Linked DNA regions of Homo sapiens: region 1 is linked to region 2. Evidence: chromatin loops called from intact Hi-C (ENCODE). Cell type or tissue: thyroid gland. All regions are shown on one strand. Links, peaks and the distances in the headings refer to the core of each region. The heading gives the core; the rest is flanking DNA.

Evidence for each region. Peaks named below come from ENCODE experiments on the same cell type or tissue, not always from the same donor. Only the 100,000 strongest peaks of a DNase experiment are listed, where the experiment ranks them.
Region 1: a loop joins it to region 2, with 3 times the contacts of the local background. A loop is called at or near these places in 48 of 110 quality-filtered maps.

What each region holds. Positions count from the first base shown.
Region 1 is chr14:36,602,203-36,607,587 of GRCh38, forward strand. No RefSeq gene overlaps it. Among named protein-coding and RNA genes, the nearest start is that of NKX2-8, 22 kb to the left of the region's middle. In thyroid gland, for the core only: a CTCF peak has its summit at 2,899 (motif pointing left); DNase peaks (open chromatin) are centred at 2,559 and 2,909; H3K27ac peaks cover 574 bases.
Region 2 is chr14:36,554,543-36,559,927 of GRCh38, forward strand. All of the region lies in intron 1 of LOC105370453 (a long non-coding RNA gene), which reads left to right. Among named protein-coding and RNA genes, the nearest start is that of NKX2-8, 25 kb to the right of the region's middle. RefSeq lists a silencer at 1,967-2,123. In thyroid gland, for the core only: a CTCF peak has its summit at 2,475 (motif pointing left); no DNase peak of the experiment used is centred there.

The sequences.
Region 1 (5,385 bases), core at 220-5,219, 48 kb after region 2:
CATCAGCCACTTTTCAGGGACCTCAGTTTTTTGGTTGGTTACAATCCCTAAGTAAGGGAGTAGTGGGAAGGCAAGTGTAAGGAGACATTGAGCTCATTATTGAGAAGGAATGATTATCAAAAACTGGAGACACTTTGGGAGGCCGAGGCAGGCGGATTGCTTGAGCCCAGGAGTTCAAGCAATATGGCAAAACCACGACTCTATTAAAAAAAAATACAAAAATTAGCCAGGTGTGGTGGTGTGTGCCTATGGTCCCAGCTACTTGGGAGGCTAAGGTGGGAGGATCACCTGAGCCCAGGGAGATTGAGGCCGCAGTGAGCTGTGATTGCACCATTGCATTCCAGCCTGAGCGATAAAGTGAGACCCTGTCTCGAGAAAAAAAAAAAAATGGAGACAATCTAAAAATGCAGAAGTTGGAGAATTATTAAATTAATTATTGATTTTGGTATAATTATATGCTGGAATACTATGTAATCATTAAAAACCATGTTTTATGAAGAACGTATAATGAGATGGGAAAATGTTCATGACACACTATGAAATGTAAAAAGTAGTATGCGAAATTGTGTGTATAATTTTTTAACAATTGGTATCCTAGAGAAAAGACTGCTTTGCAGCAGTTCAAAAGAATGAAGTAAACTTAACTACTCATGTGGGAAAATTCCTAAAGCATGACATTACATCATGAAAGCACATTTCAAAATAATGTACAGCACAATCCTATTTGGGGGGAATGTTGGATGGGGAAGGTTGAAAGGGGCTATAATGTCCTCTATATAATTTGAATTTCTGTAATAAGAATCTGTTTGTATATTATGAAATTTAAGATCACATTTTAAAAATTTAGAGTGGGAGAAAGAAGGGAGAAAAAATACTGGAAATGACTACAGTATTCACATCCCTTCCATTCCATATTGCCTTTCTAGTCACGTGTCCCTAGGTGCTATGGGGTCAGGTTCCTGTGAGGGAAAAAGGAGGGGAGAGCAGGGGCTGGGAGATGGCGTGGTTGTCTTTATTAAGAAACAGTACTTCATGTCCAAAACACCAAAAGCAATGGCAACAAAAGCCAAAATTGAGAAATGGGATCTAATTAAACTAAAGAGCTTCTGCACAGCAAAAGAAACTACCATCAGAGTGAACAGGCAACCTACAGAATGGGAGAAAATTTTTGCAATCTACCCATCTGACAAAAGGCTAATATACAGAATCTACAAAGAACTTAAACAGATTTACAAGAAAAAATCAAACAACCCCATCAAAAAGTAGGCAAAGGATATGAACAGGCACTTCTCAAAAGAAGACATTTATGCAGCCAACACACACATGAAAAAATGCTCATCATCACTGGCCATCAGAGAAATGCAAATCAAAACCACAATGGGATACCATCTCACACCAGTTAGAATGGCAATCATTAAAAAGTCAGGAAACAACAGGTGCTGGAGAGGATGTGGAGAAATAGGAACACTTTTACACTGTTGGTGGAACTGTAAACTAGTTCAACCATTGTGGAAGACAGTGTGGTGATTCCTCAAGGATCTAGAACTAGAAATATCATTTGACCCAGCCATCCCATTACTGGGTATATACCCAAAGGATTATAAATCATGCTGCTATAAAGACACATGCACATGTATGTTTATTGTAGCACTGTTCACAATAGCAAAGACTTGGAACCAACCCAAATGTCCAACAATGATAGACTGGATTAAGAAAATGTGGCACATATACACCATGGAATACTATGCAGCCATAAAAAAGAATGAGTTCACGTCCTTTGTAGGGACATGGATGAAGCTGGAAACCATCATTTTGAGCAAACTATCACAAGGACAGAAAACCAAACACCACATGTTCTCACTCATAGGTGGGCATTGAACAATGAGAACTCTTGGACACATGGTGAGGACCATCACACACCGGGCCCTGTCATGGGGTGGGGGAAGTGGGGAGGGATAGCATTAGGAGATATACCTAATGTAAATGATGAGTTAATGGGTGCAGCCCACCAACATGGCACATGTATACATATGTAACAAACCTGCACGTTGTGCACGTGTACCCAAAAACTGAAAGTATATAAAAAAAAAAAAGAAACAGTAAGGCTCTGAGTTCAGCAATGGAAATCAGGCACCAGGCCAGCAAATCAGGTGGTGAGGGAGACAGCACCATCAGCTGATTTTAAAAGGTCTGCAGCTTCTTTGCAGCTGTGGTTCACAACACAATCTATTTAGGAATTAAACAGATGGATTCCAAGGCCTACCCCGAGAGACTGGGACCAAGGATGTCTGGAGTGTACCCACAAATTCTGCATTTTTACAAGAAAATGTCCCATGTCATTCTTAGACCATTTCTTGAAGCACCTTGCTCTAGAGATGATAAGGAGCCAGAAATCAAATGCGTGAAGTGCCACCCTCTCCCTTCTCAATTTACCAGACCGCCCTCTGAATGCTTTTTTCTTTCAGAGTGGTTCATTATGTTCATTTAAAGCCAGTTCCACTAGATTAGTATGTTTGGTGGGGGTTGGAGGCAGGTAAGGTCATGCAGCGTGACTGGGCTGGGGAGAGTAAAGAAGAGGCAGAGGTGGCCCAGTGAAAAGGAGGGGCAGCTGCCACAAGAATGTTGTTAAGCTTAAAAATCAATAAAAATGCTCTTCTCTCCAGGTATGACCCTGCCAAACATATGACACAACTGGAAGACCTGTTAAATAACAGTCATTGTCACAGGATTATAGTCAAAATAATTATAGTATCTGATAAGTGAGCACCCAGGCCCTGATCATTAGCTTAGCTAAGAGAAAATGCTGTCAGTCTGCCTTGGGTCAAGAAGAACTGCAATAATCAGGTTTCTTCCTGAAGGGTTTGTCCAGTTTCCCTAGAAAGCAAAACGAAGGTCCTATGTCGCCACCTAGAGTCCAAAGCCTGGAAGTATTGGCTGAGGAAATTCAAATAGATCCGGCTCATTGGAGATCTCTGTCCAAGTTTAATGACAGCACCGGCTTCAGGCTTACCAATCCAGTCAGTCCTTTTTCATAGGACAAGAATATGAGTTTGAACTCAAGTCTCCATTATGACCAGATTGTTTTAGGATGAAAAAAAGTTGGCATTCTTAAACCTTGACTAAATGTGTAAGAGTTCAAGTGTGTGGGGGATGGTCAGGGAAGTAGGGTTGGTCTTAACTGCTGCTCTCTACCTGGATGACCTTAGGAAAATCATTTAACCCCTTAAAGACTGTTTCTCTGTTATAAAATGATAGGACAGAACTAACTTGTCAACACTACAAGCCTTCTAAGACCTCAAATTTTGTGATTCTATAGTAAACTAGAGTCTATTTAAACCGAGCCATTAGTCAAAAAAAAAAAAAAAGGCACAGTATGTAAAAAATATTGGTACCCTGAATTTGTGAATGTGACTTTCTTCATCAAGGAACCTATATCTTTTCTGCCCTCTAGAGCTCTGCCTGAAAACTGCATGGATTTTATATAAAAATCCTCCAAATGAGAGGCTTCCTTGCTTAAGAGTTGGAGGCTGGCAGCTCCATGAAGTTCAAGGCACACTTTTGTTCTGCAGCATATTCTTCATTCCTTCTATTCTTGCTTCATACACATATTCTGATACAATTCAGTTCAATTCAACCATTTATTCCAGAGTTCTCTCCCAACTCTCCCTGTTTATGGCTTTCAGCTGTTTGAAGTAAAATCCACACCATTTATTTGGACAAAGGGGCCAATTTTTCTAAAGGATCTTCTGCTCCATAAATGTTTTTCCTCTGATTAAGTTGTACAGTGGCACTAAGGAGGATTATCTGTTCTAATTTCTGGAGCCAATGCTTGTAAAAAGTAATCCCAGCTTCTTTTCTTGTGTCACTTCCAAGAAATGTGTGCACCAAAGCCCCCGCCCGCTGTATGACAGAGTAAGAACTCTGCTACAAAACTGCCAAAGAAACACAGGACAGCTAAGTGTAAGTTTAACAGCCTAGTGAGCTGTTAAACTTACACTAGTGAGAGGAGCCACATTTTGAGTCTTTCTTTTGGAGTTATGTTTTAGTTCTGAATTACCGCAGAACCATAGCCAAGCTGTGATCCATCCGATCTGCTGGGCTGTACCTAAAGCAAAGTTTCGAGAAAAGTGGCAACAGTGCCTTTTGCCAGCTGCATCTTTCTTAACTCTGGCAAAATCTCCATTTTAGGCAAGAACAGTACTGTTCAGTTGGGATTTTCCCTGAGTGGGACTCCTCCTGCTGTTGATAAAACAACAGTGTGAAACAGCAGTGATCTGTTTCAAAATTTATGCCAGAAATAAAAGTGGGATAGTGACCTATTATAAACCCAAATACTGAATGAGATCAGTTTGAAGATGCCTAGAATTTACGCAAAGGCCCTTTCAGGATTACTGCTGAAGAGGAGGCCCAAGACTCCTTACCTAATCTATAGCCTCATTCAAAGTCTAATCCACTCCAGGGTCAGACCCCTGCAGAGTGTGAAGCCAGGCACAGTGGAGACCACACAAAGTTTTTTAGGCACCAGTGCATCAAGAAATGAAGGAAGCATCAGAGAAAATATTTGCAGAGCTGTAAATGTTCTTTACTGTTTCTAGTCATAAAAGGACCTTACAATGTTTAATCTTAAGAAATTATTAGTATTTATTATAACTCTAAAAGGACTGCCCTTAAATTTGGCTTTTATTACTTACCCATAATGCAGCTAGTGGGTCAGCCTAATCATAGTAGTTTCCATTTTTCAGCTAAGCATATTTTAAATCCTCAGGGAACAGAAACTATCAAGTAACCTAGCCTGTTTGCAAGAACCTGCTCTCTGTTGCTGGCCATGTGTTCTGCTTTTATGCCCCAGTCCCACCCCCAACCCCACCAGAGTCCTGGCCCATTTTCCCTGGCACGGTCTAGGGGAACATCCTTCATTCTACTCAGCTAGACCATGCTGACTTCAGGAGAACAGACTGGAGAAGCAAGCCATGGACACAATCTGTCTGTGCAGAAAAGAGTGGAATTTGAACCCTCTGTTGACTGTATCTTTGCATTGTGCGTTACCTAAAACCTTGTTCCAAGCATCAGGAAATGTAGGTTTGTAGCAGACTTGGAAGAAGAGGCAGAGATAGAGATACCTTATGGCAGACACTGCTGCTACTTGTGATTTTTCCAGGTCTCCTCTTCTTCCAAATGCTTATGAAGATTGCCCCTCCCCATTCCCTCCAAGTCAAGTGACTTGCTTTGGCCAATAAAATGTGAGAGGACATGAAATCTATCTCTTTAGTGTGGAAACATTCAAGAGTTGTGTAAGATTCTTAGTGCCCCTCATCCCCTGCATGGGAGACCATGTTAATGCAGCAAGGCTACAAGATCAAAGTAACCTGGAATGTTGAGCCACCA
Region 2 (5,385 bases), core at 135-5,134:
CTCAAACACTTGAACCCATACCCACAGTGCAGCAGGACTGTTGTGTGTGCTCCTTGTAAGTAAAACTAATCTCTGACCCATCCAAGAGGTTCCAGTATGCTAGAGCATGTGGGAGGCTTCTGCCTCATGTCAAGACGTGCTCTAAAGTCACAGAATTGTGTTGCTCCAAAATGGCAGTGGTCAACACAATTGGCTGGCAGTTTAGACCACATTAGAAGATAATCGCTATTTTTAGTATAAATATTATTTTCCCTTTTATCTTAAGGGATAGTACCAATTCCATTCTTTATTGCTAATAAGTTACCAGTAGTATATCACTGCAGTGAGAATATTTCAAAATAACCCTGTAGCTTTATTCCAAAGACCTCAGTTATAGACTTACTCTCATTTTGTGGTCACTCCAAAAACAAAAACAAAAGCCTCCTTAGGCAGATCCCTCAATTATTCCTCTCTGTAAAACATCATTCCTTGAAATGGACATCACTCTTTTCATAAAAACGTGACATAGACTATATTCTATATTCAATACACTCTCATGGAACAAGTAAGATTTTTAATTATTTTGAAGAAAAAGATGAGCTTATTTTCAGTTTTCAGATTCCAGCTTTTCTCAACCTCTGGATGAAAATATTTTTACACCTGGAGTTTCTCTTGCAGTTAGCATTCATCCGTCAGTAAGTAGGCCAAATCCTTGTTCACTTGCAGGTAGTCCATGGCTTAACATGTCTGTAATTCACAGAAGGCTGAATATGGGGTAAATAAATAAAACTGAGCTTAAGGAGAAAAACTATGTGGGAGGAAGGAAGCGGATGATTAAAATGGAAATGGGTGGTCAGGAGCTTCGGTTATTCTCCCAGGTGCTTTGTTGGCAGAGATAAAAAAAACTTTTCTATCAAACCCCACCTGAATTCTTTCAACTACAATGATGCAAAGAAAATACACGCTAATTATGAGCAGGAACATTATCTATTAATATGTTAATGAAGCAGGTTTGCTAATGGTGAAAGACCTGAATTTTAATAAATTTTTAAGAGCTTCTTGATTACGTGTTTGTTAGTCGATATCATCATTTAAAATTATCTCTAGGTGGCTTTACATGGAATAAAACCTACATTAGAACTGTATTCTAAACAGGCCTTAATGAAGCAGGTGAGGATAGCATCTGTGACATGAACACTGTCAGCCAGAAATTCACTTCAAAAGAAATGTAAACTAGTTAGCAGGAAACATGTTATCATATCTGCCAGTATCAGCTTTCAATGTAGGTAATTTATTTATGCATTTACTTGCTAATTTTTTCAAACATATTTGCTTATGAAATAATGTTCGATTGAATTAATGGATACTGCCTTTCAATATTGGAAGTGTTATTTTTCATTAAAACAAAAACAACTCTAGTGTCCTGTTTTGACAACATCCCATACATAGATGAAAACTGTTTTATCCACCCAAACCCCATATTTTTTGAGAAAAAAATCACTAGAAATCCAAAAATCAAACCAGAATGAGTTTAGAAACCTCACTGATGTGTCTCTATGAATAGAAGAAATTGTGTCATCTTTTCTCCAAGATGACTGTGGCATCAAAGTGACTGTTAATCCCTATCTGCCTCTCTAGAACTTGGGTGAAGGCAGCTGGCATCCTCTTTCATTTTGCATATTAGAACCACGAGGCTCTGATTAGCAGCTGGGCCTGGATTGCAACTCAGAGCTCCTGAAGACAGAAAGACACTGAGGAGGCGGCATGGAGACTTGGGTGTAAAATGCCAGTGCTATGTGCCCCAAATGCTTGAGAGCTGCTGGGCTGGAGAGCCTGTGAAGCATTGTGTGCAGTGGGCCTCATCATATCATTGGGAGGATTTGGGGTCTGAAAGTGGGTGAGGCCTGTGTTTTCTCCATTATGTATGAGGCAGTGATGAAGGTGTTAGTGAAGGAAAGTGAAAGCTAATTCTAGAAACAAAAGAACAGTGGGTAAGAGCCCAGGCTCAAGTGCCTTAAGCGCCCTTAACCTAACGGGCCAGGAATGAAGGGACGTGAAGGAGGCAGGTGGGTGGGATGAGGAAGAGCAAGGACCTCTAGCTCTCACCTTGTCACTTCTGAGCTCTGAGGAGAGTTGGAAGAGGAGAGGTTGTGGCAGAAAATCACTTTCAAAGGAGCGGCCTCATGTGGGAAACCAGCAGGGGCTTCCTCCTGAGTAGAGGTCCTTCCACAAAGGCGATGCCTGGTCACCAGGTTTCTTAATTTCCTGGGCACTTTATTTATTTGACAGTCTCAATAAAACATGCTTCTGAGGGAGTCATTAGAAAGTGCAGGTAACACTCCCTTAAATTCTGGATAGTGTGCCTAATGAGTTTCAAGGGTTATTTTTAAAGTCGATGAGAAATAATTCAATTGAAGGTAATTGGCCATTTAGATGGATTCTAATTGGGCCCTGGGTGAATTTCTTTGGGGGCATGCTGCCCTCTAGGGGTGGAGGCACAGTGCTCGGAGGGAAGGAAGTGTTTTGAGTTTTCATAAAAATGGTTCAATCTTTCGATATAAAGTATCACTATTCTAAAGGCCTTAAAGCAATATCAGATCGATATACTCTTTTTCCCTTTATTTCTTTTTCTTTTCTCTCTTTTTAAGATTTGCTGTATGTCATGAAGTGGGGTCAGAACAGAGAGAAAATGTGCAGGCATATTAAAAACTCTAATCGCCCATTTTCTCATTATTCAGTGCAAGTCTCTTAACCTTTTACTGGGTGGCTACTTTGTGTGGGCCCTCCCGCATGCATGCCTTTTCAGAGTAAGGCATTTAATTTTTGCCTCAATTTTACTGACATATTAAAGACCGCGAAGCCAGGCAACTGCAGAACCTCTATTTGAACCCGTGTTTTCTTATTCCAGAATCAGTGCACCTTCAATTTTGCCACCAGCAAAACACAACTGGCTTTCCCTTAGCTTTTCAAACAACTGGTTATTGGACTGTTTTATGCTTCCAACTTTCTACAGTAATCACGAATTGAGTTTTTATTTTAATAAAGGAAAAGACTTATAGATAAATATTTGACAACCATACATTTTATCATTTGGCAACACTTTTATTCAAAACTTCAATTTTGCTAACACACGTAGAGAGAAAAACAAATACGAAAATTCGTGTCATACTACAGGCCAAGAGCCAGAGAGAAATTTAAGTTCTAAAGGTTCAGGGACTAGGCCAGAAAAACTTATAATAATAGGAACTAAAACTGGAGATACAGGGTAGGCTGTAAGAAAACCAGCATTAAATAATTAAACAGTAAAATTCTGATCTCCTGCAGCTGTGGTGCTTAATACACCATAGGAGGACAGATGAGAGAATCTTAGACCTTTCCAGGTAGGACCTGTGTTCCATGCCCGGAGGGTGCTCCCAGCTAGAACACTTGTCCTTTCCCCTCCGCCCCACCCCCAGCCCACACTAAACAACATCAGCAACAAAAATAAGGAGCACACAACCTAGATCCCTCACATGCACAGTTCACAGTAGGATTCATGCCCCTGTGAGAATCAAATGCTGCTGCTTATCTGACAGGAGGTGGAGCTCAGGCGGTAATGCCAGCGATGGGGATCAGCTGTAAATACCGATGAAGCTTCACTCACTCACCTGCCCGCTGCTCACCTCCTGCTGTGCGGCCCAGTTCCTAATAGACCATGGACTGGTACTGGTCTGGGGCCTGGGGGTTGGGGACCCCTGCCCTAACTTTTAGCAAGTGCTTGCCTAAACTACAGTCACTTAAATCTGCCTTTAACTTGATATCTATTATTCCTATCTCTGGCTGGTGCTGGCAGATTTGATATCAAGAATTTATAGTCAAATATATTTCCCAAATTCTGGTTAGTAACACATAATAACAAGGAAGAGGCCTACCATTCCCAGTGACCACCCCCATATACCATCCAGAGTGCATGCACACCAGCTTGATTGCTTTTCTGATGAGGGAACTGATGTTATCAGCGATGTTCACAATTTCTGAAAACATTTTCTTGAAATGGGCAAAGCAATGCTGACAAGGTTCCAAACAAGAGAAATCTAAAAGTGTAGAGTCCCCTCCTTTTACAAAAGGAACTGCTAGAGGAAGAAAAACATCTGTCATTTAATGTTTAAAGTTGCCTTGGAAAAAGTAGCCTGGATATACCCCTGTCTTTTAAACAAACTCAGTATACAACAATCTGCTAATGTGTGTGAGGGGTGAGTGTGTGAGTGTGTGTGTGTGTGTGTGAGAGAGAGAGAGAGAGTTGGATCTCTTGATCTCTTCCTCTGCTGTCTAACCTAATATGTCCTACTGTAATTTTAGGCTAGTTTCTCTAGTCTAGACCTCAATCAAAATGTACTAGAGCTATTCAGCACCTCCAGAGTTTCTTCCCCATCTCTTCTTCCTTTGTAGATGTGTGAGTAACTTCCTTTCCTATACAGAGGTTTCTTTAGCATTTGGAGATTTCTTTCTCAAATATTTTAAAAATTTCATTCTTTCTCTGGAAAAGATGGCTTTAGCTATAGGTTCAGAAAAATGGACACGTAATATTTGTCACCTCTGTTAATGCTGAAAATGAAAATAAATATCACAATGTTTATAAAGTGTTATTGCTTTTTTTTTTTTTTTTTTTTAGACGGAGGCTCGCTCTATTACCGGGCTAGAGTGCGGTGGTGTGATCTTGGCTCACTGCAACCTCTGACTCTGTGGTTCAAGTGATTCTCCTGCCTCAACCTCCAAGTAGCTGGGATTACAGGCACGTGCCACTATGCCCAGCTAATTTTTGTATTTTTAGTAGAGATGGGGTTTCACCATGTTGGCCAGGATGGTCTCAGTCTCCCGACCTCGTGATCCGCCTGCCTTGGCCTCCCAAAGTTCTGGGATTACAGGTGTAAGCCACCGTGCCCGGCATATATTTTCTTAATAACACTGGATTTCTTGTGACTCACCTTCTTTTGTTATATGCAGTCATCCCTGTCCTGATTTTAAACAAATTTAAGATCAGAGCACTCACTGTTACTGATGGGTGTGTTAACTTTTTTGGGCATAAAGAACTAAATGACCCAGAGTGAACTTACTGAGGAAAAATTTCCCAACAAAATGCTATATTTCCTCTTCTCTCTTCCCTGGAGACTAGTTTGGTTCTCATTCAGTGTCAGGAATGGTTTACGGCCTCCCCAACCTAGCCCCAACCGCAGTTATCCCAGCAGAAAGAGTGTTAGAAGCCCGAGGCACTTCTCAGATCAGTGTCAGCTCAGGCCCCTCTGGGAACACCTAAATCCCACCCAGGCCTAGTCCTATAGCACTGCTACTTCATTCATTTACATGCATTTTAGATATGTTTCCTGAAAGACCGCCATGGGCCGTGCACTGTACTAGGTGCTGCAAATA